Regions from separate parts of the Homo sapiens genome. Here region 2 is linked to region 1. A link is a loop called in an ENCODE intact Hi-C map of the cell type or tissue named here. Cell type or tissue: heart left ventricle. All regions are shown on one strand. Links, peaks and the distances in the headings refer to the core of each region. The heading gives the core; the rest is flanking DNA. Region 1 overlaps B4GALNT3 (beta-1,4-N-acetyl-galactosaminyltransferase 3). Region 2 overlaps B4GALNT3 (beta-1,4-N-acetyl-galactosaminyltransferase 3).

The links. A loop is a pair of places that touch in the nucleus more often than their neighbours do. Peaks named below come from ENCODE experiments on the same cell type or tissue, not always from the same donor. Only the 100,000 strongest peaks of a DNase experiment are listed, where the experiment ranks them.
Region 2: it touches region 1 in a loop (2.2-fold over the local background); 27 of 110 quality-filtered maps call a loop at or near these places.

The regions. Positions count from the first base shown.
Region 1 is chr12:537,594-552,509 of GRCh38, forward strand. It overlaps B4GALNT3 (beta-1,4-N-acetyl-galactosaminyltransferase 3), which reads left to right. Exons shown (of 20, transcript NM_173593.4): 4 at 6,746-6,841; 5 at 7,289-7,379; 6 at 7,776-7,876; 7 at 9,053-9,120; 8 at 10,431-10,509; 9 at 10,638-10,704; 10 at 12,176-12,319; 11 at 13,329-13,438; 12 at 14,470-14,570; 13 at 14,874-14,916. Among named protein-coding and RNA genes, the nearest start is that of B4GALNT3, 85 kb to the left of the region's middle. RefSeq lists enhancers at 686-1,415, 1,416-2,145, 4,334-5,062, 5,063-5,791, 8,690-9,224. In heart left ventricle, for the core only: CTCF peaks have their summits at 9,519 (motif pointing left) and 9,718; DNase peaks (open chromatin) are centred at 8,928, 9,518, 12,298, 13,198 and 2 weaker places; H3K27ac peaks cover 2,484 bases; H3K27me3 peaks cover 1,290 bases.
Region 2 is chr12:491,485-506,400 of GRCh38, forward strand. The region is part of intron 1 of B4GALNT3 (beta-1,4-N-acetyl-galactosaminyltransferase 3); the gene reads left to right. Among named protein-coding and RNA genes, the nearest start is that of B4GALNT3, 39 kb to the left of the region's middle. RefSeq lists an enhancer at 10,076-10,791. In heart left ventricle, for the core only: CTCF peaks have their summits at 8,579 and 8,779; no DNase peak of the experiment used is centred there; H3K4me3 peaks cover 502 bases; H3K27ac peaks cover 1,192 bases.

The DNA of each region.
Region 1 (14,916 bases), core at 5,384-13,383:
AAGGAAGTTAATTAACATACACAAGATTACCTTGAGTAAATAAATCGTTATGTCAAGATTTCCGAGTAGCACGGTGCTTTGGGGATGAAAATTTTAAATTTGAGTTTCCTATTTTACAACTTGTTTAGAACCCAGCGTCTTTAGTCTCGAGGCCCTGCGGACACAGATTACTTTTCTTGGCTGGGTGGTACGGGCTAGCTCATTGTCTTCATCCATACCTATCATAGGTGGAGCTCTTCAGCCTGGGTGGTTTTATTTGGAATCCACCCACTTGCTCTGGGGCAGGAGTGAAGGAGGCAGTATTGTACTGAATGTGACGTTAGTTATCCACACTGTGAAACTACCTCCTTTTAAAGCCCTGGGAGAGGATGGATTACAATGCTGGCACACCTGCACTAGATGACATCACCAGGTAATTATGCCCCGCCCTACCTGGAGATAGTACTTTGAAAAGAACTTGCTTTACAGATCATTTGGTCTGGTGATCCAGCCTTCTCTCCTTTAAGGATAGCATGGATCCTTTTTCTTAATAAACCAATTATTTTGAAAGCTTATAGCGCCATAACATTCTACATTTATTAATAATTAATTTATCCACTTGTTTTTGCCAATCAAGGCCATATGTATAAACATATAATGAAACAAAAACAGTGAACAAATAGTAAACAGTGATCAAAATTGGGCTGGGCTTGGTGGCTCAAGCCTGGAATCCTAGAACTTTGGGAAGCCGAGGTGGGAGGATTGCTTGAGCCCAGGAGTTCCAGACCAGCCTGGGCAACATGGTGAGACCTTGTCTCTACAAATAATAAAAAAAAAATAGCTAGCCGTGGTGATGCACGCCTGTGGTCCCAGCTACTTGGGGGGCTGAGGCGGGAGGATTGCTTGAGTGTAGGCAGTTAAGGCTTCAGTGAGCCGAGATTGTGCCACTGCACTCCAGCCTGAGTGACAGAGTTGAGAACCCCATCTCAAAAAAAAAAAAAAAAAAAAAGAAATATTGGCTATTTTAGTAAGTGTGTATGGCCTTTTGGTGGTAAATGACTGATTTCCATTTTTAAATACTAAAAATAGCTTACAAAATATTCATTACAGTCTTCATGGATGTTCAGGGGTTCACTGATCCAATCCTCTTATTTTATCAATGAGGAGAATAAGGAAGGAAGGTCCTGGAGAGGCCAAACCACACGCAGTCACACAGCTGCATTATGGTGCCAGCTGGCATCCAGCCCAGCCTTGCAGTCTCGCCACATTCTGGGGACTTCTGTTCCCATCCCCTTGCCTGTCCTTGGCCAGCAGGAAGTTCCCAGGTTAATAATACACATCGTTTATTGAGCATCTACTACTGTCCGGGAGCTGTCAGGTTGTTCTGTTATCCCTCTTCCAGATAATGGCTCAGAGAGGTCAGCTCAGGGTCACAGAGTTAGTGCAGGGCCCTGCTAAAGGTGAGCAAGGGCAGGAGATGAGAAAGATGACGATGGCCTCCTCTTTCACTGTTTCCCTGCCCCGAGCTTTGGCTGGCAGCCCAGGGTCTCTGAGGCCAGAAGTCACTCCGGAGACTCAGCAGCCTCAGACGTTTTACTTGGTGCACCAGAGGCTGACTGATCAGATTGGATGGCTAGGGGCCTGGGCTTCATGGAGTGACTGTTTCAAAACTTGTTCACACCAACACTGATCACAAGACGCTCATTAACAAACCCCAGTGCCAATCTGTTCATGTGTTGGTAAATACACTGCTCCATTCACCAAAATGCTATGTCTGCCAGCCAGGCCACTCCCCAAACCCAAGATAGTTACAAGAAAGAAATTTGGTGAGTACAAAGTCAGATCAAAGCAAGTGAGATCAGAGTTCTCGTGGGTTGTTCACACAGGCTTTGAGAAGGCAGTGTCTCTCTTTTGTGGACAGAGCTGTGACACAGACTCCTTCCTGTTCTCAGCCTTTCCTTTAAAAAAAAAAAAAAAAAGAAAGAAACAGCTTTATTGAACTGTAATTCACATACCATACACTTCACCCATACACTTCGTTTAAAGTGTACAATTCAAGGCTGGGTGTGGTGGCTCACACCTGTAATGCTAGCACTTTGGGAGGCCAAGATGAGAGGATCGCTTGAGGCCAGAAGTTTGAGACCACCCTGGACAGCATAGGGAGACCCCATTTCCACTAAATAGAAAAATGAGCCAGCTGTAGTGCCGTGTACCTGTAGTTACAGCTACTTGGGCAGCTAAGGAAAAAGGATTGCTTGAGGCCAGGAGTTTGAGGCTGCAGAGAACCATGATTGTGCCACTGCACTCCAGCCTGGGCAGCGGAGTGAGACCCTGACCTTAAAAATAAAATAAAATAAAATAGATCGAGTACCTCGAAACTCTGAACAGGACATAGGAGTTCCTGGTGTGTAGGAACCGGTGACCTGATCACCCTGCTGTGTTCCTCCGGGGGAGGCCCCACTGCCGCATGAGTTAGAACTGAACCACTAGCCAGGTACCCTTGGTCTTGCGAGTTTGACTCTGGTTGAGTAGCAGAGGGTATAGCGGAAGCAGAGGGCCAGTCAGCACTCATGTCCTGCGATGGGCTTCCGAGTGCTCCTGGAGGAGGCTGACGGTGCCTGCCTTCGTGCGCCTCTGAACCTCGTACCTCTGCCAGAGCCCCTGGCGCAGGTGACACCCTTTTGTTTACATGTCTGCCTCCTTTGAGGACCAACCTCTCTTTCATCTTTAAGGGGTACAGTGCAGACACTCAGTGCTAATAGAATGGAGGAAGATACTGTTCTGGGCTTAGCTCCTCCAAGCGTTTGTTCATTTAAATAATTAGGATGTGCAGGGAACACAGGGGAGGGAGCTGTTCCCTCTGCCTGGGGACGTCATAGAAGGCCTCGGAGAGAACTATTTGAGAAGAGCTTTGAAGGATGAGCAGGAGTTTGCCACGTAAGGAAGAAATGAATGGGCCTTCTAATCAGGAAATTGCATTTGTAAAAGCATGGAGAAGGGAAACAGCATGACGATTTTGGCAAAGACAGGGTTTTGATGTGGGTGGAGCAAAGGTGTATGGCAGGGAGTGGTGTGAGGTGAGGCTGGAAAAGGTAGGTCAGACTCCGTGTGCTGGGTGAGGCTCTGTTCTGAAGCCTTCTGGGAAGCTTCAGAGGTTTTTTTTCTTCTTTTTTTCTTTTCTTTTTTTTTGAGACGGAGTCTCGCTCTGTCGCCCAGGATGGAGTGCAGTGGTCGGATCTCGGCTCACTGCAACCTCCGCCTTCCGGGTTCACACCATTCTCCTGCCTCAGCCTCCCGAGCAGCTGGGACTACAGGCACCCACCACCGCGCCCAGCTAATTTTTTGTATTTTTAGTAGAGATGGGGTTTCACCATGTTAGCCAGGATGGTCTCGATCTCCTGACCTCGTGATCCGCCCGCCTCAGCCTCCCAAAGTGCTGGGATTACAGGCGTGAGCCACCGTGCCCGGCAGCTTCGGAGGTTTTAAGCAGCAGAGTGACTTGGTCAGATCCGAGCTTTAGAACGAGAGTTCTGGAAGCGGTGAGGACTCCGTGTGGGGGAGAAGCTGAGATCCAGTTGGAGGCTCTGCTGCGGCCCAGTGAGGGCCCGGCAGGGCCGGTGGATATTCCTGTGTGACCCACACCCCTGCACGATGCCCTCCCCTCTCCCAAGGGTTACTTGCTGTGTGTCCTTGGGGAGTCAGTTTACCTCTCTGAGCTTCAATGTCCTCACCCTTAAAATGAGAGGGTTCCAACAGATATCTTCTCCAGCACTTCTGACTTTGGAAGTTTCAAAACCACCATTGGCCATAGACATGCTCTGGTGCTTGGAGTGACCAGTGCCCCTCCCTGGGCCTTAGTCACTGCTGGACAATGGAGCGAGTGGGCAGAGGGCAGGGCTGGTGTGCTGGAGTCCCACGTCCCTGCCAGATACAAAGTCTCCAAGACTCAGAGGGACACAAATCCTTGGGGGACGGGGTGGTTCTCATCCCAGGCCCAGGGAGGAAGAGGGTGCCTTCTGGCCCCTCAGAGACCCCCACCTACAGCCTGAGAGTGGGGTGAAGCATGGTTTGAGGGCTAGCCTAGTGCTGCACAAGGGCCTGGGCTTAGCCAGGTAGCTCCTCTTCCCACACTGCCAGCCTCTCTGCCTGGGGCTGCCTGCATCATCTGATGATCCCTTTGCTCAGGCAAGAAAGGCCCTGAGGGTGAGGCAGGAGTGGCCAGCCAGTGCCTCCCTCGGCCCTCCTCTCCCTGCCCAGTCCCCCCCCTCACCCCCCCCCACCCCCCCCCACCCCCCGGCCTCTGGCCTCCAGGCTGAACACAACAGGCTTCTCTGGTGGCATGCCCTCCCCCACTGCCCTCCCTCCTGGGATCTGTATCTCCTAGGGAGGGGGCAGAAAGAAGCCTTTGGAGGAGACAGCTGAGTCTTATAAACTGAACTTGAGGATTTTCCCCCAAAGTAGCACAATGTCCCCATTCTTTCCTTCCTTGAAGCCTTAACCCGCCACCCACCTACCCAGCCTACTTTCCCTCTCCCATCCGTTCCAGTCTCCCACTTCTGTTTCTGTGAGTAACGGCTGCTTCCCAAGGCCCACATTCCTGGCATTGACCAGGCCAGTGTGCCCCATTAGCGCCACACTCTGCTGCAGGGCAGGGAGAGACAGGTTCTCCTGCGTCTTTCTGGATCCAGCATTGAGGCAGTGTTCCCCAGAGGCTGCGCCCACCCCACCAGCCACACCTGGGACCTCGGGCACTCCTGTTGAGGAGTTATTCCCTGCCCCCTCCTCTCCCTGCCTGCCCATCCTCCCTCCTACAGATCTCTTGTAGAACTTGTGCCACTTCTTCTTATCTGGGTGTCCCCTCAGAGCTCCTAAGGGCAGCCCAGATTTTGCTATCTCGTGGGCATGGCGGGGAGGCCAGGGCAGGCTGCTGGTAGGGAGTCACCAGGCCCCACCTCCCACAACCTGGACAGAAGCCCTGGGGGAGGGGAGGACATGGGGTGATCCGAGGCCCACTGTCAGGATGATTGGCACAAAGTCCCCACACTTCCCCTCTCCTCTCAAATTTCCAGCCCTGCCACCCACTCAGAGTGCTGGCTCCTGCCTTCCCCCTTTCTGGGGAAGGGAGCCCTCTGCTCAGGGCCTCCAAGCCCAGTCCTGCAGAGGAGAAAGGGGTTCCAACCCAACTGGCACTGCCCCGAGGCTGTCCCAGGAGCAGCTTGCTCAGAATGAGTCTAGGAGGCCTCAGAGAGCTGTGGGAGACCAAGATGCTGGGAAGCCCAGATGGGCCCCAGCTCACTCCTGCAGTGCCTCCCAGCTGCTTCCCAAGGGGAGCCAGAAGCATGGAGACCACTGGGTAGATAAGGTTTCACCGGCAGACAGCTGTGGCGCTTTCCTCTCCTCAGGATCAGGGATGGGGAGGGGAGGAGAGCAAGTCTTTCCTGAAACCCCAGCCGGCTCCTCCTAGTTCCCTGTCCTCTCAGCTATTCTGTCACAACCATTGTCCCCGTTGCCTGGGGAATGAACACCAGCCCCCTTCCTGCATGGGAGGTCCAGGGAGAGTATGTGTGTGTGTGTGCATGGCCAGAGCAGACCTTGTCCCCAAGGCCAGGCCATGGGGTGAACATCAGCACCAGGTTCCTGAAAGAAGTGCTGGGTGCTGGGCTGGGAATGGGATAGAGTGGGCCGGACCCGCACAGTGAGAGGAGCACCGGCCCCTTTCTGCCCAGCCTCCCGGAGCTGAGGAGCTGGGATGGGCATGGGGTGGTCACGCTCCCGGAGCTGAGGAGCTGGGGCAGGCATGGGGTGCTCATCCTCCTGGAGCTGAGGAGCTGGGGCGGGCATGGGGTGCTCATCTTCCCGGAGCTGAGGAGCTGGGGCGGGCATGGGGTGCTCATCTTCCTGGAGCTGAGGAGCTGGGACGGGCATGGGGTGCTCATCCTCCTGGAACTGAGGAGCTGGGACGGGCATGGGGTGCTCATCCTCCTGGAACTGAGGAGCTGGGATGGGCATGGGGTGCTCATCCTCCTGGAGCTGAGGAGCTGGGGCGGGCATGGGGTGCTCATCTTCCCGGAGCTGAGGAGCTGGGGCGGGCATGGGGTGCTCATCTTCCTGGAGCTGAGGAGCTGGGACGGGCATGGGGTGCTCATCCTCCTGGAACTGAGGAGCTGGGATGGGCATGGGGTGCTCATCCTCCCAGAGCTGAGGAGCTGGGGCAGGCATGGGGTGCTCATCTTCCCGGAGCTGAGGAGCTGGGATGGGCATGGGGTGCTCATCTTCCCGGAGCTGAGGAGCTGGGGCGGGCATGGGGTGCTCATCTTCCTGGAGCTGAGGAGCTGGGACGGGCATGGGGTGCTCATCCTCCTGGAGCTGAGGATCTGGGGCGGGTGTGGGATGCTCATCCTCCTGGAGCTGAGGAGCTGGGGCGGGCATGGGGTGCTCATCTTCCCGGAGCTGAGGAGCTGGGGCGGGCATGGGGTGCTCATCTTCCCAGAGCTGAGGAGCTGGGGCGGGCATGGGGTGCTCATCTTCCTGGAGCTGAGGAGCTGGGACGGGCATGGGGTGCTCATCCTCCTGGAGCTGAGGATCTGGGGCGGGTGTGGGATGCTCATCCTCCTGGAGCTGAGGCTCTGGGGAGGGCATGGGGTGCTCATCCTCCTGGAGCTGAGGGTCTGGGGCGGGCATGGGATGCTCATCCCCCTGGAGCTGAGGATCTGGGGCGGGCATGGGGTGCTCACGCTCACTCACCACTGGCGTCTCCGCCCTGCAGTTCCGGGGCCGTGCCAACCTGCATGTGTTTGAAGACTGGTGTGGCAGCTCTATCCAGCAGCTCAGGAGGAACCTGCATTTCCCACTGTACCCCCATGTGAGTGCCTGAGGGCTGCCTTGCCCACCTCCCTCCACACCTGCCTCCTCTGCCCACTTCTGTCTCTCATCTTTCCTTACATCTTTTCTGGTCCATATTTTCTCCTTTATCTCTTGAGCTCTCTTTTTGTCTGCCCATAATAGTTCCCTTGTTTCCTTCCTAGGGATCCTTTCAATTTCATCCCCTGCATCATTTCAGTTTCAGGCTCTCTGGCTCACAATATAGTGTACCCAGGGCCACCATGTACAGTTGTGCTGGTTGTGCACTGTACAAGGTCTCCTGGACAAAGAGGCAAATGGGAACTGAAATTGAGCCTGCACTCCACTCACAAAGCCACAGCCCTGGTCCCTCCTGTCATAGTCCCCTCCTGGTCTTCCCGCCAATCCTGGCGGGAAGTTTCCTTTTCCCTCTTCTGGGTAACTGTTTCCTTCCCCTTTCTTGGCATAGATTCGCACAACCCTGAGGAAGCTTGCTGTGTCCCCCAAATGGACCAACTATGGCCTCCGCATCTTTGGCTACCTGCACCCCTTTACTGATGGTGAGGCCAGCCCCAAAACCCCATCCTTCTTCCTGCTCTAGAGTTCTGCATCGGACCCAAAGAACATAAGATAAGGTTATAGGTAGACTGGACTAACTTCCTGTTAGTCCACCCTCAGGAAGAGAGGGGAAATTGAGTCATATTGCGGTCTTGTCCAACTCCCACAGGCTGCTGCTTTGCTCCCTGGTTTGCAGCCTGGAACCAGCTCATCTCTCCATATAAGTCTTCTCCATCTTCACACTGTCTCCCAGGATGTAGAAACCCCCACTTTACAGAGAGGGAAGCCACAGCATCAAGCACTGAAGGGAATTTAATCGCTAAGACACTCACAAAAGCCTCCAGCTTTTATGCTGATGCCCTCCTTGCCCTCATCTGGAAACTCTCCCCGCTGCCCAGGGAAAATCCAGTTTGCCATTGCTGCAGATGACAACGCGGAGTTCTGGCTGAGCCTCGATGACCAGGTCTCAGGCCTCCAGCTGCTGGCCAGTGTGGGCAAGGTAAGGCCAGCTCAACCCCGGTCCCTCCCATCTGCTCCTGGAGCCTGTTCATTGAGTCCTCCAGCAGCTGCTCATTACTGTTAGCATCTCTGGTGTGACAGCGGGGAAGAAGGGGTGGAAAAGAAGTCTCCTCCCTCACCCCTACCCCTCTACAAAGGGATAAACTGAGGATGGGGAGGAGTGAGGAGTGGGGAGGAGCGAGGTGTGGGGAGGAGCGAGGTGTGGGGAGGAGTGAGGAATGGGGAGGAGCGAGGTGTGGGGAGGAGCGAGGAGTGGGGAGGAGTGAGGAGTGGGGAGGTGAGAGGAGTGGGGAGGTAAGAGGAATGGGGAGGAGCGAGGAGTGGGGAGGAGCGAGGAGTGGGGAGGTGAGGAGTGGGGAGGAGCGAGGAGTGGGGAGGTGAGAGGAGTGGGGAGGTGCGAGGAGTGGGGAGGTGAGGAGTGGGGAGGTGCGAGGAGTGGGGAGGTGAGAGGAGTGGGGAGGTGCGAGGAGTGGGGAGGTGAGAGGAGTGGGGAGATGAGAGGAGTGGGGAGGTGAGAGGAGTGGGGAAGAGTGAGGAATGGGGAGGAGTGAGGAGTAGGGAGGAGTGAAGAGTGGGGAGGAGTTGGGAGTTAGGGTGGGGAGTTGTGGGAAAGTGGGGAGTGAGAAGGAGGGAAAAGCGGGAAGGAGTCGGGAAGAGGGAAGAGGAGGGGGGAATGAGAAAGAGGGAGCAGTGAGAAGTGGGCAGGGGGTGTGAGAGGAGGGAGGGGGGTGTGGGAGGAGGGGAGTGGGGAGGTGGGGAGAGGAGTAAGGAGTGGGGAGGTGGGAGGAGTGGGGCAGAGAGTGCGGACAGGGAGGAGTGGGGAGCGAGTCTGAGGCTGGGGAAGGACCACAGCGATTCGGCTTGGGACACCCAGCGCAGCATCTCTGGGGCCCTCTGGCCTTGGCCGGGTGCTGACTCGCGCTGCAGGTCATCCGGCTGCTCCGGGCTCCTGGCAAGGCGGGCTGCCTCCTGCGTGGGCAACGCTCACTCCTTCACTCCCTTCTGTTTTCTCTCCTACCTCTCTCACCTTCATTCCGCCCGTCTTCCTCCCTTTTTCTCTCACTTCTTGGTTCTCCTTCCTGGTCTCGCACTCACCGCCTCGCGTGCTTCCTGTTTTCTCTGTTCCTCCCTCCTCTTCTCTCTTCCACACCTCTAGACTGGAAAGGAGTGGACCGCCCCGGGAGAGTTTGGGAAATTTCGGAGCCAAATTTCCAAGCCGGTGAGGTGAGTGAGGGTCAGGACAGGCGCTGTGGGCGCCTCGGTGCCTCGGTGGAGCCCGGCTGCGCCCCTGTCCGCCAGCCCAGCTGCCGACTCCAGAGCTTCCGTGTGTCCGGCACCCACACGCTCCCGGCAACCGGGTCTTTGGCTCAGAAGCCGCGAGCCCATCCGTCCTCGTTTCACAGATGGGGAAACTGAGGCCCAGAAGGCCGTGACTTATTGCAGGTCACGCAGCTCTTTAGTGACACGCGGGACTGGAAAATAGGTCTCCTTCCTCCCAGTCCTTGCCCTCCCCCGTTTCTCCACACCCACAACAGCCTGGACCCCGGACCGAGGTCCCCCTCGGTCGTCTGGGGACACGAGTCCCTTTCCCTTGCGGGGAGGGAGCGTAGCGCGGCCTCAGAGCGCCCCCTGGTGGCCCACGCGCGCTCACGCAGGCGGGAAGAGCGGGCGTTGCTGGGCGTTGCTGGACGTTGCTGGAAACGCTGGGAAGGACGGGCGTGGGGGTGAGGAGAGGTGGGGTGCAGACACAGCTAGATGGAAGGAATACGTTCTGATGCTCGACAGCACAGTAGGGTGACTGTAGTAACAACAATGGATTGTGTATTTTCAAACAACTAGAGAAAAAGATTTGGAATATTCCCAAAACATAGAATGCCAAGTGCTCCAGGTGGGTGAAGGGATCCTAAATCCCCTAGCTTGATCCTCACTCATCCTACGCATGCAACAGAAGGCCGTGTGCACCCCATAAATATGCACAAGGGTTACGTATCAATAAAAATAAATTTTAAAATTTTAAGGAGACAATCTTGCTTGCAAAGAGCACTCGCGTGCCAGCTGCCGTGGTGGGTACGCCGTGTGCAGCTCCGCAGAGCAGCTGGTGCGTGGTCCCTGGGGCAAGTCGGCCGGCGGAATCCCACCTCCACCCCTCATCACTCTGGCAGACTACCCAAGCCTTCTGTGCCTCTGTGTTCTCCTCTACGAACAAGGATTACATGAGGTCACATATTGAAAGCATTTAGAACAGTGTCTGCCACAGTCTCTGAGCTCTAACGGCTTCTGTTACTGTTCTTTGGGTTCTTCCGATCATCCTGTGGAGGAGGTACTCTGATTATGCCCATCTCACCAAGAGAAAACAGCTCACACTGTTAGCAAGTGATAGAGTGGGGGCTCGAACCTAGGCAGTTAACTCCTGGCATTCTAAGAGCAAGGAGAAGGGATGAGGGAGTGTAAGGTGCTGGAAGGGGGTGGGACAGAGCCGCGACCCCAGGGCCCATGGAGATGGCGCTCTGCTTCCCTGCCCTCTCTCCCGCCAGCCTGTCAGCCTCCCACAGGTACTACTTCGAGGTGCTGCACAAGCAGAATGAGGAGGGCACCGACCACGTGGAAGTTGCAGTGAGTTTCCTGCTGCTCCCGCCTCTCCCAGCTCAGTTCCTGGCACTCATCTCCCCTTGTCCCTTGACCCCTGTTGGAAATCCAGCTACCTCCCACCTTCTGCATCTACCCTCTCTCTCCTCTTCCAGTGGCGACGGAACGACCCTGGAGCCAAGTTCACCATCATTGACTCCCTCTCCCTGTCCCTCTTCACAAGTGAGTAGGCTCTGGCCCTGCCCTGGAGATGGAGGCCAGGTGGGGACAGCCTACCCTGGGGGATTTGGCAGGGGAGGAGGGGAGGAGGGGAGGAAGGAAGCTCGAGATGCTTGGGACACGGGTATGAAGGGGTCCAGAACAAGAGTGGGACCTTATGACCAGGAGTCCTTAACTCCCCAGGGTCAGTGACCCCTTTGAGAACCTGCTAGAAGCTCTCTGAGCCCTTGCCTCAGAAAAATGCCCTTGTCTACCCACCCACACACAACATTTTGAATACAACTTCAAGGGAGTCCAGAGACTGTGAGCTCACACCAGATCTAAAAACTCTGAGGCTGGGTGCGGTGGCTCATACCTGTAATCCCAGCACTTTGGGAGGCCGAGGTAGGAGGATTGCTTGAGCCCAGGAGTTCGAGACCAGCCCAGGCCACATAGCGACACCTCATCTCTACAAAAAATTAAAAAATTAACTGGGTGTGGTGGCGCATGCCTGTAGTCACAGCTACTGGGAAGGATCGCTTGAGCCCAGGAGTTCGAAGCTGAAGCTACAGTGAGCTGTAATTGGGTCACTGTGCTCCAGCCTGGGCAACAGAGCAAGACGCTGCCTCAAAAGCAAAACAAAACAACACAAAAAAACCCTCTGAGCGAGTCCAATCCCCTATTTTCCAGATGAGGTAACCACGGTTCTTGCAAAGCCATGGCCAGGGCAGAGGAAACCTGTTCACCTGCCTTCAGTGCACAGGAAGCGACCTCTTTCTTCAATGGCATTTTCCATTTCATATCATTTCCTCAGTGAGACTCCCATCCTCAGGCCCCGTTGAAAAACATGCCATCCATAGGCCTCCGTGGCAGGTGTAGACAGATGCATGAACCCGGGAGACAGAGAGCAAAGAAGCAGCCAGCCCCCCACCCCCCTTCTCTGTGGCTGCTTTAACCTGGATGCTGAAACTAGATCACCTGGCTTCAAACTCAGCTTGGCCACCCGTCTGTTGTATGATGTTGGGCAAATGACTTAGATTCTCTATGCCAAAGTTCCTTATCTGTAAACTGGGAATGATCGTAGTACAGAAGGCATGTGGTGCTTTTGGAGATTAGAAGGGTTCATATTTGGGATATTCTTAGAGCAGGGCCTGGCTTATTATTAAGTGCTCTGTAAGCGTTCAATAAATTAGGCGTACTTAATGCCACATTTCTAGCAGTCCGCAGTAACACATTTTGAGAAAGAGGTGTCTTTTTCCGAGTACGCAACACAGTCGTGTGGGTCAGCCGTGGGGCTGGCAGAGGGGGCCGAAGGCAGATGAATCGTGAAGCCACCGCTGTGGCGGGGGCCAGAGGGAGTGTGGCTGCGCACATCCTACACCGTCGCCGCTGGAGTCAGGAGCCCCTTCTGCGTCTCTTCCCTCCCCTTCAAGGGCAGTGGGCTGCTGCGCTCCAGGCCACACAGCCTCCTGCTTTCTTTCCTCCCTGCGCCCAGATGAGACGTTCCTACAGATGGATGAGGTGGGCCACATCCCACAGACAGCAGCCAGCCACGTGGACTCCTCCAACGCTCTTCCCAGGGATGAGCAGCCGCCCGCTGACATGCTTCGGCCTGACCCCCGGGACACCCTCTATCGAGGTAAGGCCTCGGCCAGCGCTTGGCGTCCTTTCTGGGGACACTGCACTGCCAGGTCCACTGCTGATGGTGGAGAAGGCTTGAGAGACCTGCCAAGTATCCCAATCACCGTAGAACTTTTTATCGTCCTTGTAACATAGAACATGCATACAGAAAAGAGAGCATGTAAATAAGTATAAAATATTTACGTGTAATTTTACAATTCTGCATATCATTACAGAGTGAACGTTTGTGGAACCACCACCCACAACAAGAAATAGAGTTAGAACCCGGAAGTCCCCCACACATCCCTTCCCAATCTCACACGTCCCCGCCTCTTACTGCATTCCAACTCTTGTCATCCAAGGAGAGAAATACGTGGACACCACAGTGTTAGAGTCTTAATGCATGATTCCTCTTGGGAGTGTTTACATTTTAAAAGACGGCCAAGATGGCCAGGCATGGTGGCTCATTCCTGTCATCCTGGCACTTTGGGATGCTGAGGTGGGAGGATCGCTTGAGCCCAGGAGGTTGAGGCTGCAGTGAGCTGTGATTGAACCACTGCACTCCAGCCTGGGTGACAGAGTGAGATCCTGTCAAAAAAAACAAACAAACAAAAAAAACAACAAAGTTTCTTTACTCCTCACCCCTCTCAAAAAAATGACAACTGACGCTAAGGGGATGTTCAGCCCATGGTAGGAAATCCAGTTATCGGTACTGTACGAGGGAGGGGACCTTCTGGCCTCTTAGAAGTTTCTAGACCTTATTGAGGCTATCCCTGCACAGTGACTCTAAGATCAAACGGTGCCTTGTACCTGGGGCTGTGTGCTGAGTCCTCTGCTGCCAGGGTGCTCCTCAAATGGCCCTGCTCCAGGTGCGTGGGGCAGCCTCCAGCTGGCAGCCTCAGCCACAGACGTCGGCAGAACACAGCTGCCGCTTGCGAATACAGAAAGGGCCCTGCTCAGGGCAGAGGACTTCAGCCCCAGTTTCGTGCTCACCCTCACCCTCACTCCTCCTCCTCCACTGTCCTCAGTGCCTCTGATCCCCAAGTCGCATCTCCGCCACGTCCTGCCTGACTGTCCCTACAAACCCAGCTATCTGGTGGATGGGCTTCCTCTGCAGCGCTACCAGGGACTCCGGTTTGTAAGTCTTGGGCCTGGGTCATGGAGAGCAGGGCTGGCAGAGGGATTGCTGCCTGTGACTGGGATGGGAGGTGGTGAGGCTGACTTTCCCATCTTCCCAACATCCCATCCCAGCAGACAGGACGTCCTCACAGGTCCCTGGGCTGGGAAGAACTTGCACTCCCAGATGGACCGCCCTGAATAGACTGTCCAGCAGAGCCTGCACGTGGGTGCTCTGCCTCAGGGCCCCCCAACACACACCAACTCAGCCCAGCCCCGTGATGATATCAGGTGGCCTGGCTGAGGCTTCTTAAGCTCCCTGCTCCAAGGGCCACACAACCCTACCCTGCCTGGTCAGTCCCGCCAGCTAGTGAGCCAGCAGGACTTACTAAACCCAGAGACCAGGCACTGGGGGAAAAAGAGCTATGGAGGGGAAGTTAGCTTTAAAGAACCCAGAACCCATGCGGAAGCCAGACAGGCAGCGTGGCCACTCTCCTGTGCATCCAGATCTAGAGATGATTATAAGGAAGAGCTGGAGGGCAGAAGAAAGAGGTCAGGAGGCATCACCAGGTCAGAGAATGGCTGGGGTGTAATTGAGAAGTTCTTTGGTGGTGGTGACCACGAGCTATGTTTAAGGGGGCAAAGGAAGCAGTGAAGTAAATAGGAAGAGGGGTTGTTCTAGGGCTGTGGGAGGTTGCAGGTAAAGGTTCAGAGGTTTCAGGAGAGGATCAGGTGGCAGAGGGAGGAAGGAGTGGTTTTGGCTGAAGCTGAGGGACGGGAGCTGGTTCAGGAGGGGAGATGTGGACCAGGGGCTTGACTCAGGGTTGCATTTGGTCCATAGGGCCTGGGATCACTAGCATAACAAGGGGAATGAGAGCCCCATCTGCATCACCACGTTTCATTCGGCGCTCAGAGCAACCCTTCTCTCCCTGCCAAGGGCGGGTCCCTAGCAGCCCTATGTGATCCCAGCCAGGGGCAGGCTTAACCCTGGCTGGCTGATTTCTTACCAAGATCTCACTCTCTTACTCCTGCTGCTGATTTTTCCACTTCCAGGTTCATCTGTCTTTTGTTTACCCCAATGACTATACCCGCCTGAGCCACATGGAGACCCACAATAAATGTTTCTACCAGGAAAACGCCTACTACCAAGACCGGTGAGAGACACTGAGTGGGGCAGGAAGGTGACCTTGCAGAGGGCTCTGCGGGAGCCAGGAGAGCTGCCTGGACCAGGGTGATGGTGGCACCCCAGCCCAAAGTCTTTGCTCTTGCTCTTCCTGAGTACTACACACACACACACACACACACACACACACACACACACACACACCCGCTCACCAGCCTCCTTCCTCCACTCTAGTCTGGGGCAAAACGTCAGACTCCTGCTGAGACTTCCAGCAGAGCCAGGGCTGAGCCCGCCATGCACCGGGTGCCAATGCACACCTCCCTTCCTCCTGCAGGTTCAGCTTTCAGGAGTACATCAAGATTGACCAGCCTGAGAAG
Region 2 (14,916 bases), core at 3,679-11,678, 48 kb before region 1:
ATGCCCAGCTAATTTTTGTATTTTTGTAGAGACGGGGTTTTGCCATGTTGCCCAGGCTAGTCTTGAACTCCTGAGCTCAAGCAATCTGCCTGCCTCGGCCTCCCAAAGTGCTGGGATTATAGGCATGAACCACCACACCCAGCCTGATTTGTGATACAAATTCTTAATAAACTAGGAATAGAGGGGAACTTCCTCAACTTGATAAGCAGTATCTACAACCTACAACTAACATTATACTTAATAGTAAGAAACTCAAAGCTTTCCCATTGAAATCAGGAACAAGGCAATAGGCCGGGTGCGGTGGCTTACGCCTGTAATCCCAGCACTTTGGGAGGCCGAGGTGGGCAGATCACGAGGTCAGGAGTTCAAGACCAGTCTGGCCAACATAGTGAAACCTCGTCTCTACTAAAAATACAAAAAAAAATTAGCCAGGTGTGGTGGTGGGTGCCTGTAGTTCCAGCTACTCGGGAGGCTGAGGCAGGAAAATTGTGTGAACCCAGGAGGCGGAGGTTGCAGTGAGCGGAGATCATGGCACTGCACTCCAGTTTGGGCACCAGAACGAGACCGTCTCAAAAAAAAAAAAGAACAAGGCAAGAAAGCCACCTCTCACTGCTCCTTTTCAACATTATACTGGAAGTCCTATCTAATGCAATAAGACAAGAAAAGGAAAAAAAGGTATACAGGTTGAGAAGGAAGAAATAAAACTGTTCACAGATGTCATGATATTCTATATAAAAAATCTGAAAGAACTGACAAGAAAACTGGAACTAATAAGCAAGTATAGAAGGGTTGCAGGATACAGGGATACAGATGTCAATTGCTTTCTGATATACCAGCAATGAACAAGTGGAATTTGAAATTAAAAACTCATTAATATTCACATTAGCATCCCCCCAAAATGGAATATTTAGGTATAAGTCTAACAAAATATTTGCAAGATCTAGATGAGGAAAACTACAAAACTCTCATGAAAGAAATCAAAGAACTAATTAAGTAAAGAGATATTCTATGTTCATGAACAGGAAGAATCGATATTGTCAAAACATTTGTTCTTCCCAACTTGATCTACAGACTCAATGCAATCCCAATCAAAACCCCAGCAAGTTATTTTGTGAATATTGGCAAACTGATTCTAAAATTTATATGGAGAGGCAAAAGACCCAGAAAGTCAAGTCAGTGTTGGAGGCAAAGAACAAAGTCAGAAGACTGACACTACCTGAATTCAAGAGAGTACGGAGCTACAGTAATGAAGACACTGTTATATTGGCAAAAGAATGGATAAGTAGATCAATGGAATGGAATTGAGAGTCCAGAAATAGACCCATATAAATTATATTCAACTGGTCTTTGATAGAAAAGCAAAGACATGCAATGTGGTAAAGATAGTCTTGTCAACAAGTGGTGCACATATGCAAAAAAAAAAAAAACCTAGACATAGTTCTTACACCCTTTACAAAAATCAACTCAAAGACCTATATGTAAAATTTGAAACTGTAAAACTTCTAGACAACCACATAGGAGAAAACCTAGGTGATCTTGGGTATGCCAGTGACTTTAGATTTTTAGACAACACCAAAGTCAGAATCCATGAGAAACAATTGATAAGCTAGACTTCCTTAAATGTAAAATCTGTTCTGCAAAAGACAATGTCAAAAAGAACAAGAAGACAGTCTACACAATGGGAGAAAACATTTGCAAAAGACATATTTGATAAAGGATTGTAATCCAAAACATACAAAGACAATAAGAAAACAACCCCATTAATGGGCAAAGCACCTGAACAGACAGTACCAAAGAAGATATAAACATAGCAAGTAAACACATGGAAAGCTGTTTAAGATCATATGTCATTAGGGAAATGAAAATTAAAACAACAATAAGATATCACTACACACCTATTAGAATGGCCAAAATCCAAAATATTGACAACCTCAAATGCTGACAAGGACATGGAGCAACAGGAACTCTCATTCATTGCTGGTGGGAATGCAAAATGGTACAGCCACTTTGGAATTCAGTTTGGCAGTTTCTTTCAAAACTCAACATACTCTTACTTATTCCTTATTGTAAGGAACTAAGACCTTCTGTACAGTGTTGAAATATAATGGTTTTTTTTTTTTTTTTGGTTTTTCACGAGAAGGATATAATTCACCATTTTATCTAGCAAGATTTTGAAAACAATGAGAGCATCTCATCTCAGCCACTTTCCTTAGCAGTTCCTGCTTTTATTCATTTGCTTTTTATGTTGCCTCAGACACAGTTTTTATTTCATTAAAACATGAATTGTGCAGATTTGGAGGCAGTTTAAAAAAAATGAAAAGTAACAATAGATAGAGGTAGGGGGTGAGTTTTATTAATATCCTGGAAATTGATCACCCAATCAGCAGTAGAGTCCGTGTTGGAAAGGCAGTCCACACTTCTCCATAGTTCACTCAGCGTGAGGTTCCCTCAATGAAGTTCTCATTTTTAATGACATAGGTCATCATTAGAAAAAGGCCTGGTTGGCCAGGCACAGTGGCTCATGCTTGTAATCCCAGCACTTTGGGAGGTCGAGGCAGGAGGATCCCTTGAGCCCAGGAGTTTGAGACCAGCCTGGGCAACATGGTGAAACCCCATCTCTACAAAAAATACAAAAATTAGCTGGGTGTGGTGGTGTGCGCCTGTTGTCCCAGCTACTCGGGAGGCTGAGGTGGGGAGGTGGGAGGATTGCTTGAGCCCGGAAGGTCAAGGCTGCCGTGAGCCATGATCGTGCTACTGTACTCCAGCCTGGGCAGCAGACAGAGTGAGACCTTGTATAATACCTTGAAAGAAAAAAAAAAAAAAGCAAGAAACAAAGGAAAAGGTCTCATTGTCCGTTCTTAAATGTAAAGACTCTTAGCTTCATCAGTCAGCGTTCACATTGCATCTGGGGTCCCAAACAGCCAACCCCTTACATTAAACTAAATTCTGCTTAACCAGCTCTCACACTGAACTTAGAAGCCAAGAGTTCAGGAGTATGAGCGCTGGAGTCTCCCTCCCTCTTCCTCCATTTTCTACCATCCCATAGTAGTCATGCAGGATTGGGTGGGACCATAGCTTAAGGTGTTGAGGCCAGCACCCAGGTATAACTTGTATGGCTTCGGAGAATTTCCTGAGCATATGGTTTTCCCCATCTCAGAGACCCGTGTAGTACTGGACGCTGGGACATTGGAACAGGAGTGTAGGAGAAGACCCACAGATTGTCCCCTTGTCACCAGCCCTATCAATCAATGCACACCAAAAACTGGAGCACCAGGCTCCTGAGGCAGTGATGGGGGGAGTAAACTGGAAAGGCTGACTGGGGCCTAATGTGTGCGGGGGGGAGTCTTTATTCTTATGTATTCTTTGATAACAGAATCATTAATGAGAGCATTGTCCGGATTTAGTCTCAGGTTTCACTCGTTAGGTTGAAAATGTGAAAAGCCTCTACCCCTTTAGCTACAAGTGAGGAAACCTGGGTATAAAAAGGAGGCCTGGAGTTCTTGTTCTGGCTCTGCATAGCGTAAGCACAGTGCCGGCATTTTACTATTAAATAATAAGAATGTGTGGACCACTTTCTGTGTTCCTGGCACAATGGATGCACTTTGTATGTGGCAGCTCATTTCAATCTCAGAGCTTCCTTCTCTTTTACAGATTAAATAAACAGAAGCTCAGAAAGGTTAAATAACTTGTCTCAAGTTACACAGTCACACTGTAACAGCCAGGATTTGAAACCAGGTCTATCTGACTTCAGAACCCATGCTCCTAGTCACCTCAGGTCTGCCCCCTAAAAGGGTTTGCTTTAGGGGTTCAGTTTCCTGGGGAGGGGTTTCCAGTTGCTCTCTTTGAGGTTTCTCATTTCCTCCTGAATTCTTGGGTCGTTCTTTTTCCCCTTAGTCCCCCTAACTTTCTTTGTAAACCTTAGTTCAGCTGATCAATGTACCCTCCGCCAAACGTACCGTAAGAAACAAAAGGGTCATCTAGACCTCAGGCATGCAATAGGTGAGGTAAAATTACCTCTAAGGTTGCCTCCTATTTTCAGCACTTGGAAGTACCTGCTGTGTTTCTAGGCCTATGCTTGGGGCTGTTGTGTACAGCTATGCAGGTTGTTCACTGCAGAGATGCTCCCTTCTTAGGGGGTGAATGCGGACCAGACTCTAGCATGAGCTTCACTTGCCAAACTGCGTGCCTGAGGGGAAGGCACAAAGACACTGGATGGGTTAATGGTAGCCCTGACTCTGCTGGGCTCAGGGGTAAGTCTGGCCCTTGGGTAGCTTTCTTATCTTTATTTAGAAAAGTATCCCCATGAAATAATGGAAGCCGGGTCTGCAGCTCTGCTGTGTTGCAGGTAGTGTGAGGAGTGCAGCAGGTGCTCAGCTACCAAGAATTACAAGAAGATCAATGTTCATGAATGATATACATTTGAAAAGTTTACATGTATTAAACTTTATTGACAGTATATATTTGTGTTTATATGTGCACATCTATAAATATAAAAGCAGATTCACATCATTCTCCTCCCTTGTATTCCAATACACTTTCTTGAGGGGTACATAAAAGGTTGGAATTTGTTAGCTCCTTCAGAGTTGCAGAGAACCCTAAATATGCCCATATATGTGTCATGCCATGTCCCCTGTCCAGGATCATGGCAGAAAAAGATCCAGAGCTGTGGAATTCGCGAACAAATGGTAGCAATGTAGTCCCTTGTCCATCTCTAGCTCTCACTTTTCTTTTCTGGTATCCAGCAGCCTTGGTCCCTGGGCTCCCTGGATGTCTTCATTTACTCTTAAAAAAAAAATTGAGCTGGATTTCATGTAACATTAACTTTTAAAGGGTACAATTCAGCGGTGGCACATGCATGTAGTCCCAGCACTTTGGGAGGCCGAGGTGGGCAGATCACTTGAGGTCAGGAGTTCAAGACCAGCCTGGCCAACATGGTGAAACCCCGTATCTACTAAAAATACAAAAATTGTCCAGGCGTGGTGGCACACACCTGTGATCCCAGCTACCTGGCAGGCTGAGGCAGGAGAATTGCTTGAACCTGGGAGGCGGAGGTTGCAGTGAGCCAATATTGCACTCTGCACTCCAGCCTGGGTGACAGAACAAGACTCCATCTCAAAAAAAATAAAAAAATAAAGTGTACAATTCAGCGGCATTTAGTACATATACAATGTTGTACCACCGTCACCTCTGTCTAGTTCCCAAATATTTCCGTCACCCCTAAAGGAGACTCTGCCCATGCGCGTTAAGCAGTCACTCCTTCCCCTTCCTCAGACCCTGGCAACCTCTATTCTGCCTTCTGCGTCTGTGGATTTACCCAGTCTTGTGTGTGGCTTCTTTCACTTAGCATGACGTTTTCAAAATTCATCCATGTGTAGCATGTTAGTACTTCATTCGTTTATTCTATTTATTTAGAGACAGGGTCTTGCTCTGCCGCCCAGGCTGGAGTGCAGTACAGATCACGGCTCACTGCAGCCTCCAATTCCTGGGCTCAAGGGATCCTCCCACTCAGCTTCCTTCACTTTCAATTTTTTGTAGAGACGGGTTCTTGCTGTGTTTCTCAGGCTGGTCTCAAACGCCTGGCCTCAAGCGATCCTTCCACCTCAGCCGCTGAGAGTACTGGGATTACAGGCGTGGGCCATCGCTCCTGGCTTTCATTTATTATTATTATTTTTTTAATTATTTTTTTGAGACGGAGTTTCGCTCTTGTTGCCCAGGCTGGAGTGCAATGCCGCGATCTCGGCTCACTGCAACCTCCGCCTCCCGGGTTCAAGCGATTCTCCTGCCTCAGCCTCCTGAGTAGCTGGGATTACAGGCACGTGCCACCATGCCTGGTTAATTTTGTATTTTTAGTAGAGACGGGGTTTCTCCATGTTGGTCAGGCTGTTCTCACTCAGGTGAACCGCCCGCCTCGGCCTCCCAAAGTGCTGGGATTACAGGCGTGAGCCACTGCACCTGGCCCCTTCATTTATTTTTAAGGCTGAATCATATTCCATTGTATGGATATGCCACGTTTTGTTCACCCATTCATCTGTCAATGGACATTTGGGTTGCTTTCACCTTTGGCAATTGTGAATAATGCTGCTATAAACACTGGTGTACAAATATTTGTTTGAATATCTGTTTTCATTTCTTTTGGGTATAGACCCAGGAGCGGAATTCCTGGGTCCCGTGGTAACTCTGTTTAACTTTCTGGAGAACCGGCTTTGTTCATTGTTGTTGAGCACCGAGCCAGGTGGTCACTTTTCCTCATGCTTGACCTCCCGCTCTTTGTGTCTAAGTCAGGAGGTAGTCATTTTGTTTGTCTTGTTTTCAGCACCAGCATTCCCAGGCCCTGCATCCCTGGGCTGTTTTTGTTGCTCTCCTGTTCAGTAGCACAGCCACTCTAGAAAGTGTTTTGATTCTTTACCCTAACCACTTCCTAGCCTGTTTACAGCCACTGGATTCCTAAAGTCTCCTCCTGGGTATGACACACACTCGATTTCTCAGTCTCTTCTGATGCCTCCCCACCCACAGCTTCCAAACCCACCCCTGATTTCCCATTCAGTGACTAAACAATAAACAAACCTTCCTCTACTTCTCCAGTTTTATACACACACGCCCCTTCACTGCCCTGTCGGTTGCGAAGTTCTTCATGCTGTCTCCTGGGCTTACTAGTACCTTGGCAGTGCCCCACAGTTGCCCCTGAAGAGAGATTGTTTTTCTGTCTTTCCATTCGATGCTGTTTCTGATTGCGTATCATGAAGCCAGCCTTGTCACTGGCTCTTCCTGCCGCTGAGAGGTGATTTTGAATGAGATGCTATCCCTCCCCAGCTACCTCTCCACCATGTCCGCCCAAGTCCAGTTGTCACCCAGAGCCCAGACACTTCAGAAGCAGCTCACTGAGAGGCCACTGTGTGCTGGCTTTGGATGCTCCAAACCCTCTACCATGCACTAGAATGATGCCCTCTGGACCACGGTTAATTTAAATAACTCCATCTGTGGCCCCATCTCTAGTTGACTTCCTGTTTTTGTTTTGTTCTGATTCCTGTGTGTTGTCCACACCCACATTGCTAGTTTTTTACTAGCTTTAGGAGACAAGGATCCCTGTGTGTATAAGATAATGGTCTTGGGGCAGGAGGAACAGGCATCATAGAAGGAAGAAAAGTTCCAGATTGGAATGACAAGCTGAGAAAAAGCAGTATGTGGGGCGACGCTAGCTGGTGGAAGACCTGGAAGACGAAGGTGGAGGAATTTACCTTTGATAAAGCAGCGTTTATAACTTTGTCTTTTTGGATGTTCCCGCGTCTGTCTTTAAGAGGTTCCTTCAAGCACGCTGGACAGCCAGGGGCTTTCACCGTGGGTCAGAGAGCACCATTCTCGTGCATGGTACAGGGCTGGGAGCGTCCAAAGCCAGCAGACTGTGGCCTCACAGTTTCCATTGCCCTACCCTGGAAAGAATCTTCATGATGGTGTCAGCTGGACAGTAGAATTGGGAAATCCAATGATGAATGGCAAGTTGGTGGATCTGGGGACAGGATAATGGAGCTTTGGCATACAGAGAGGACACAAAATCTGGTGGGGTATTCTAGAGCAGGGCCCAGAGCCCTTCATAATGTATAATTTGAGATGAGAGTTTTGGGGGAGGATAGAGGGGCATTTAGGGATTGGTGCTGTCCCTTCAGGAAGTTTGAGCTGGTGAGCAGGTGGAATCATGGAAATTGCCTACCTGGCTGTGGTCACTCTTACCTTTGTGTATTTAATTTAGGGCAGTCAAAAACTTAAGATCCATGCAGGTAGCTTCAGTCAAAGAAGCAGATATAAGTGTGAACACATACTCTGTGTGAGGTATGAGGACTGTGGTGCAAGGGGAGAGCCCGTGCTCTCACTATCTAGAACAGTCCTAGCCCGTGGAGCCCGTGCTCTCACTATCTAGAACAGTCCTAGCCCGTGGAGCCCGTGCTCTCACTATCTAGAACAGTCCTAGCCCGTGGAGCCCGTGCTCTCACTATCTAGAACACTCCTAGCCCGTGGAGCCCGTGCTCTCACTATCTACTAGCCCGTGGAGCCCGTGCTCTCACTATCTAGAACACTCCTAGCCCGTGGAGCCCGTGCTCTCACTATCTAGAACACTCCTAGCCCGTGGAGCCCGTGCTCTCACTATCTAGAACACTCCTAGCCCGTGGAGCCCGTGCTCTCACTATCTACTAGCCCGTGGAGCCCGTGCTCTCACTATCTAGAACAGTCCTAGCCCGTGGTAGGCACTCAAACAAAACAATATTTGTTAAGTGAATGAATAAAGGAGTGGTCACTTTATTGGCTCCAGCGCTTACTTTCCATTTGGTTATAGGCCCTGTTTTGCCCATTTGCCCTACTTTTCAAGAGAAACAAGAAATTGAGGGTTTTATGTGAAATTTCCCAAGTTTTAAATGTTGGCTCAAATTTTTCTAAAATACAGTGAGCTAAAGTCAGGAGGCAGCTGTTTTATTTTTCTTGTTTTCAGCACCAGCATTTCCCAGCCCTGCCTCCCTGGGCTGCTCTTGCCGAGGCTTGCTGGCCATTCTCTTGTTGCTCTCTTGTTCGATAGCACAGCATCCTCTAACGTTAGGATTTTGCAACTTCTAACTTAAGGCTTTCACCTCCAGCAGATGCACAAACTTTTAGGAGAAGCAGCTTTTTTTTTTACGTTTAATTTTTTTAAGAGTTGGGGTCTTGCTCTGTCACCCAGGCTGGAGTACAGTGGAGCAATCATACCGCACTGCAGCCCCAAACTCCTGGGCTCAAGCGATCCTCCCGCCTTGGCCTCCCAAAGTGTTGAGATTACAGGCATGAGCCACGCCCAGCCAGAAGCAACTCTTTAAAATCTTATCTTTCACTTATCAACCTGGATAAAGGTTCTGAAAGCAAGTTTCAACAGGAGGTTCATGGGAGGATCACATCTAAGGTTCTGATGCCTTAAATTGTGGTTGTGGCTTGGTTTCTCTAATGGCTTTCTGCTGAGCCTAGTCCTGCATGTAACAGGGCTCCAGTGGCAGGTGGTGGGAGCCAGGATAACTGAGCTGGGCAGAATGATGCAGTGGGCAGAACCTTGGCTTTCTAGTATGGACATTCGGCTGGTACACACCTTCCGGTCATTCCACTTATGCTGAAATACTGAAATATTTCTGTATTGGGAGGTAAATAGCTACTGCCCTGAATCCCGTGGGTGCCCCAACCCGGGACCCACCAGGCCTTCATACTATCCAGCAATGAATGGGGTCATGCCTGGCTACAGTGTGTCTCTAGGACCGTGCTTCAAGGCCAGGGCTGGCATCCATTCTCAGTGCTCAATGCCCGTATTATGGTGCTGTAAGCATTTTGAACTCACCCCTGGATAAATCTGAATTTGAATCCTGGCTCCACTGCTTTTTTTTTTTTTTTTTTTTGACACAGGGTCTCACTTTGTCACCCAGGCTGGAGTGCAGTGGCAAGATCTTGGCTCACTACAACCCCCACCTCCCAGGTTCAAGCGATTCTCCTGCCTCAGCCTCAGCCTCCTGCGTAGCTGGGATTACAGGCTCACCCAGCCACTCCCGGCTAATTTTTGTACTTTTTGGTAGAGACAGGGTTTCACCATATAGGCCAGGCTGGTCTCGAACTCCCAACCTCAGGTGATCCACCCCCCTCAGCCTCCCAAAGTGCTGGGATTATAGGCGTGAGCCATTGCGCTGGCCCCACTTTTTACTTGGCTAAGTATTTACTGACAAATTACTTAATCAATGTCTCTCAGCTTATTTCCTTCTTCCATAAAAGAGGGTCTTTCCTCCATAAAAAGGAATACTACTACTAAAACTAATCTATTTGCAGGGTTGTTGTGAAATGTAAGTGTGTAACTGAGATAAGGCTACTGTTATTATTCTACACTCTAAACAGGAAAACAGCATCCTTTGTACCTTATCTTTATACAAAGGCTTGGAGAAATAGGGATCAGATTAGCCAGGTGTGGTGGCGCACACCTGTTGTCCCAGCTACTCGGGAGGCTGAGGAGGGAAGATCACTTGAGCCCAGGAGTTCGAGGCTGCAGTGAACTATGTTTGCACCACTGCACTCCAGCCTGGGCAATAGAGTGAGACTCTGTCTCAAAATAAGAAAAAGGAAAAAGAAATAGGGGTCAGAGAACTAGAGGCTGAGGATTGCACAGTGACATGACCCACTGGGTCCCAAAAGTCGGTGGTGCCCAGTTGGCCACTCAACTAGGGAGATTGTTAAATACAGATGCCCCTACATTTAGAATGAGAAATTCTAATTCAGGAGGTCTGGGTAGAGTCCAGGAATCATTGTTTTTACCAAGTGCCCTGTGATGATCCTGATTAAGAGCTGAATCTGGGAACCATGCTGTTCTCTTGTCGGTCATCTCTGCCTGTGTTTCTTCACACAGAACCGGTGCAGGCGGTACTGTACTTACGGCAGGTGCTCAGTCCACCAGGGTGACTTGATGGATTCACGTGAATCCATGAGTGGGCCTGGGCCAGCTGAGGCAGGGCCTTCCCCTCGCCCTTTATTGCTGCCTCTGTCACAGACTTCATTCCGTCTCCTAGGTGGGATCTAGGCCTCTCCTAAGGCTGAGAGCACAGGACAGGGGAGAACAAGCCTGAGCCTCTTGCTGGGCTTCAGGATAAACCAGACACACAGAATGAGGATTGAGTTGCCTTCCCAGGAGGTGGAGATCTGAGCTAGGCAGATTAACTTGTTTATGAGGGTGTTCTCCATTGCATTCCCCCCGGGCATGGACCCAGTTGGCTGACCTTGTGTGGACCACCTGTTGACAGGGCTTCCTGTGTCCCAGCGTCCTGCAGCCCTCGGCATCAGGTGCTCTGACTTGGAGCAACTGTCGTAGTTAAGCGCCTCTTCTGCCTGGCAGCTGCGCTCATTGCCTCCTAATTATACGCTCTGGGGCCTCCCTTGAAGGTAAAATATTATATCACAGCTTTAGGGGTCTGCTTCCAGTGTTGCATTGGTTCCAAATGATGAGGACAGGCAAGAGGTGTAGGGACACAGGGCTGAGAGACATGTTAAGAGACGGATACAAAGGGATTGGAAAGAGAAAGGAGAAACAGGCGGGTGAAAGATGAAATGTTAAGAGAAAGACTGAGGAAGAGGGAGGCCAAGAAAGACATGAAGCAAGGGAAGTTAAAATCTGGAAGGCAGTGAGTGGTGTTCTTAGCACAGATTTGCAGAGGGTAGCGACCCTTGCTATTATTTCAGGAGGAGTGACACGTGAGCACTTTTTCCTTTTTGTTTAAACAAGTTCTTTTATTTTATTTTGTCTTTTTGAGAGGGTGTCTTGCTCTGCCACCCAAGCTGGAGTGCAGTAGTGTGATCATAGCTCACTGCAGCCTTAATTCCTGGGCTCAAGCAATCCTACCACCTCAGCCTCCAGAGTAGCTGGGACTACAGGCGTGAGCCACTACCCTGGCTAATTTTTTTATTTTTATTTTTTGTAGAGATAGGTTCTTGTTGTGTTGTCCAGGCTGGTCTCGAACTCCAAGGCTTAAGCTATTCTCCTGTCTTGGCTTCCCGAAGTGCTGGGATTACAGGTGTGAGCCACTGTGCCCTCCTAAACAAGTTCTTGAGTAGGAACTAGCAGCTAGACAAGATGCAGTGACTCAACAGAGGCAATAATAGGAAGTTTTGGGTTTGCAGCTGCTGGCTGATGTTTTCTACCCTGTTTCCCAGCAAGGAAATCCTGGGGATTGTGAGCGTGTGCGCAGTGACTCACATGACCACAGCCTCCCTGGTTTACAGTCCCAGCCCTGCATACCTGTTCTCTCACCGACACACCTATCCGCTCAGTGACCACACCTCACAATCTCAACTCTGCCCCAGCCACCAAGCCATGGCTGCCACTCACACAGCCTCTTTTTCACTCTGTTGACAGCCACCTCCCTCCTCAAAGCCCATGTTTCCTGGGAGCTGTGACTTCTCTGCCATCAGCTGTCAAATCCTCCGCAGGCTCTTGCATAAAGCATTTTTCCTGTCTGCATCTCAGATTTCTGACCTGTAAAATGAACCTCAGGCTCACTGCTCACGCCTCTTTGCTGTGTGGAGCAGTGAATTAATGTCTTTAAGGAACTTGTTGCTTGTTGGATGAAAGATGCCAAAGTCAGCTTTGCTCCTCCACCCCCACCTGCACTCCTAACAGCCAAGCCCTCCTTTCTTACTGTTTACCATACAGATAAGCTCGTGATGACTAGAGCAAGTCATTTAAGGTCTGTGAACCTGGGTGGACCTCAGTTCCCCAATCCACTGATCTCTGAACAGCTGCCTCCCATTCACCTGGCAGCATTTGACACTGTTGACCACCTACTGCCTTCTTCTTAAAAGTGTAAAAGTGGCCGGGCATGGTGGCTCACGCCTGTAACCCCAGCATTTTGGGTGGCTGAGGTGGGTGGATTGCCTGAGGTCAGGATTTCGAGACCAGCCTGACCAACATGGTGAAACCCCGTCTCTACCAAAAATACAAGAATTAGCTGGGTGTGGTGGCACGCGCCTGTAGTCCCAGCTACTTGGGAAGCTGAGGCAGGAGAATCACTTGAACCTCGGAGACAGAGGTTACAGTGAGCCGAGATCATGCCAAGGCACTCCAGCCTGGGAGACAGAGTGAGACTCTGTCTCAATTAAAAAAAAAAAAGTGTTAAAGTAACACATGCTCATTGCTTAAAAAGAAAGAAAAGTGAAGGCTGAGGCAGGAGGATCACTTCAGCCTGGGAAGTCGAGGCTGCAGTGAGCTGAGATTGCATTACTGCACTCCAGCCTGGGCAACAGCGAGACCCTGTCTATAAAAAAAAAACAAAAACAAAAACACAATTTTTCAAAAAAAAAAAAAAGAAAATGAAATCCAATACTATACACCAGAATTTAAGTAAAATATAAAGACCACTAGTCCTCTCACCTCTATACAATCATGAAACGTGTCTCAAATCCAGCCTCCTCTCTCCACCCCGCAGCCGCCCCCCCGCCCCCGAACTCTTTTTTTCTGAGATGGCGTCTCACTCTGTTGCCCAGGCTGGAGTGCAGTGGTGTGATCTCAGCTCACTGCAACCTCCGCCTCCCGGGCCCAAGCCATCCTTCCACTTCAGCCCCCAAATAGCTGGGACTGTAAGCACGGGCTACCATGGCTGGCTAATTTTTAGCCCGGGAATTTGAGTCTGCAGTGAGCTTTAAATTGCACCCCTGCACTCCAGCCTGAGCAACAGAGTGAGATTCTGTCAAAAAAACAAACAAACAAAAAAACCCCACATACTGTTATTAATTATCATCACCATGTTGTCAAATCTTCTCTTTCTGAACCCTTCTGCCCTTAATTCCCTTAACCCTTCTGTCTCTTAACCCTTCTGCCCTCCCCCACAAAAACCCTTGTGTGAAAATGTAGTCTTAAAAAGAATTCATCACAGGTTTTTTTTTTTTTGAGATGGAGTTTCGCTCTTGTTGCCCAGGATGGAGTGCAGTGGCGCGATCTCGGCTCACTGCAACCTCCGCCTCTTGGGTTCAAGCGATCCTCCTGCCTCAGCCTCCCGAGTAGCTGGGATTACAGGTGCACACCACCACGCCTGGCTAATGTTTTCTGTATTTTTAGTAGAGACAGGGTTTCACCATATTGGCCAACATGGTCTCAATCTCCTGACCTTGTGATCTGCCTGCCTTGGCCTCCCAACGTGCTGGGAGTACAGGCGTGAACCACCACGCCTGGCCTCACCAGAGGTTTTAACAGATGTTCTATACTATGTAATGAGTGAATTAATTAGTTATTTGGTAGCTCTGTTTTGAGACAACTTGGGGCTTCCCTCTCCTCCTAGAATTAACTAACAGCTGGTGAAAGAGCAGAGGGACAGTGACCACCAGGCCAACCTCGCCCAGAGAACTGACAGCAGCATCAGCGGCTCTTACAGCAGCCCCCTTTCCTCTGTTCCCACTGCAGCCTCCAACCCTGGACTCCCTAAGCCCAGAGGGGAAAGGAAGGGCCGTCTGCCCAGCCATTTGAACCCTGATCCATCTTGGATTGGAGAATTGCTTTGGAGAAACCTGAAATCAAGAATTGGCGCTTGCTGAGATTTGCCTGGGGGAACATTTGCCCCATCCTTGAGTTTGGCTTTTGCATTTTCTGGCCTTTCTCATGCTTTCCTGTCCATTTTCAGAATGTTCCCACTGCATGAAGTATTGTCTCCCTGCCACACTTCATTGTCATGGGGGAGAGTGTCCTGAAGACCCTTGTTTCATGTTGCTGGGGCCCAGGATTGCTGTCTGCAGAGAGATAGGGGTCTGAATAGGTCTACCTCTCAAATTATCCTGCTTCTGGGGTTGATAGGAGTTGGGGGAGGAGACTGAGGAGCTGGAGACAAAGCTCTGTGGAACCCACCAAGGATTTTAAACCCTCTCCCATGAAGAGCCCTAGATCAGTGACAAGTGGGAGAGTTGCCATTTGCAACTCCATCCATCTATTTTTGTCTTCTTTCATTTGCATAGATCTGAGCCAGGTAAGCATCAGCTGATACTCTTCTTATAAATCAGATTGTAACCCGATTTGTCTGTCTCATTTTTTTACCCTCTAATACAGCACAGGTACAGTATGCCTATAGGTATGTCCCTGAAACATTCTATGCAGTTCAGATTTTTTTTTTTTAGGAACTATTTTAAATTCATTAGGCAGGCTTTATTATTTCAGGCATCCATGATGGATCTGCTAGCAACAGGAAAATCGTTCTTCATTTGTGTGTGTTTATTATCAAATCATAGAGTGTAACACTTACAATGGTCCTTAAATATCATCATTTTATAACTAAGAAAACCAAGGATCAGGAGGTCACTGGGATCACAAAGCCAGTGAAAGAACAAGGACCAAAACCTTGGTCTCCTGACTTCTAGCCCACTGCTCTTTCAATCACAGGGACAATGAAATACAGA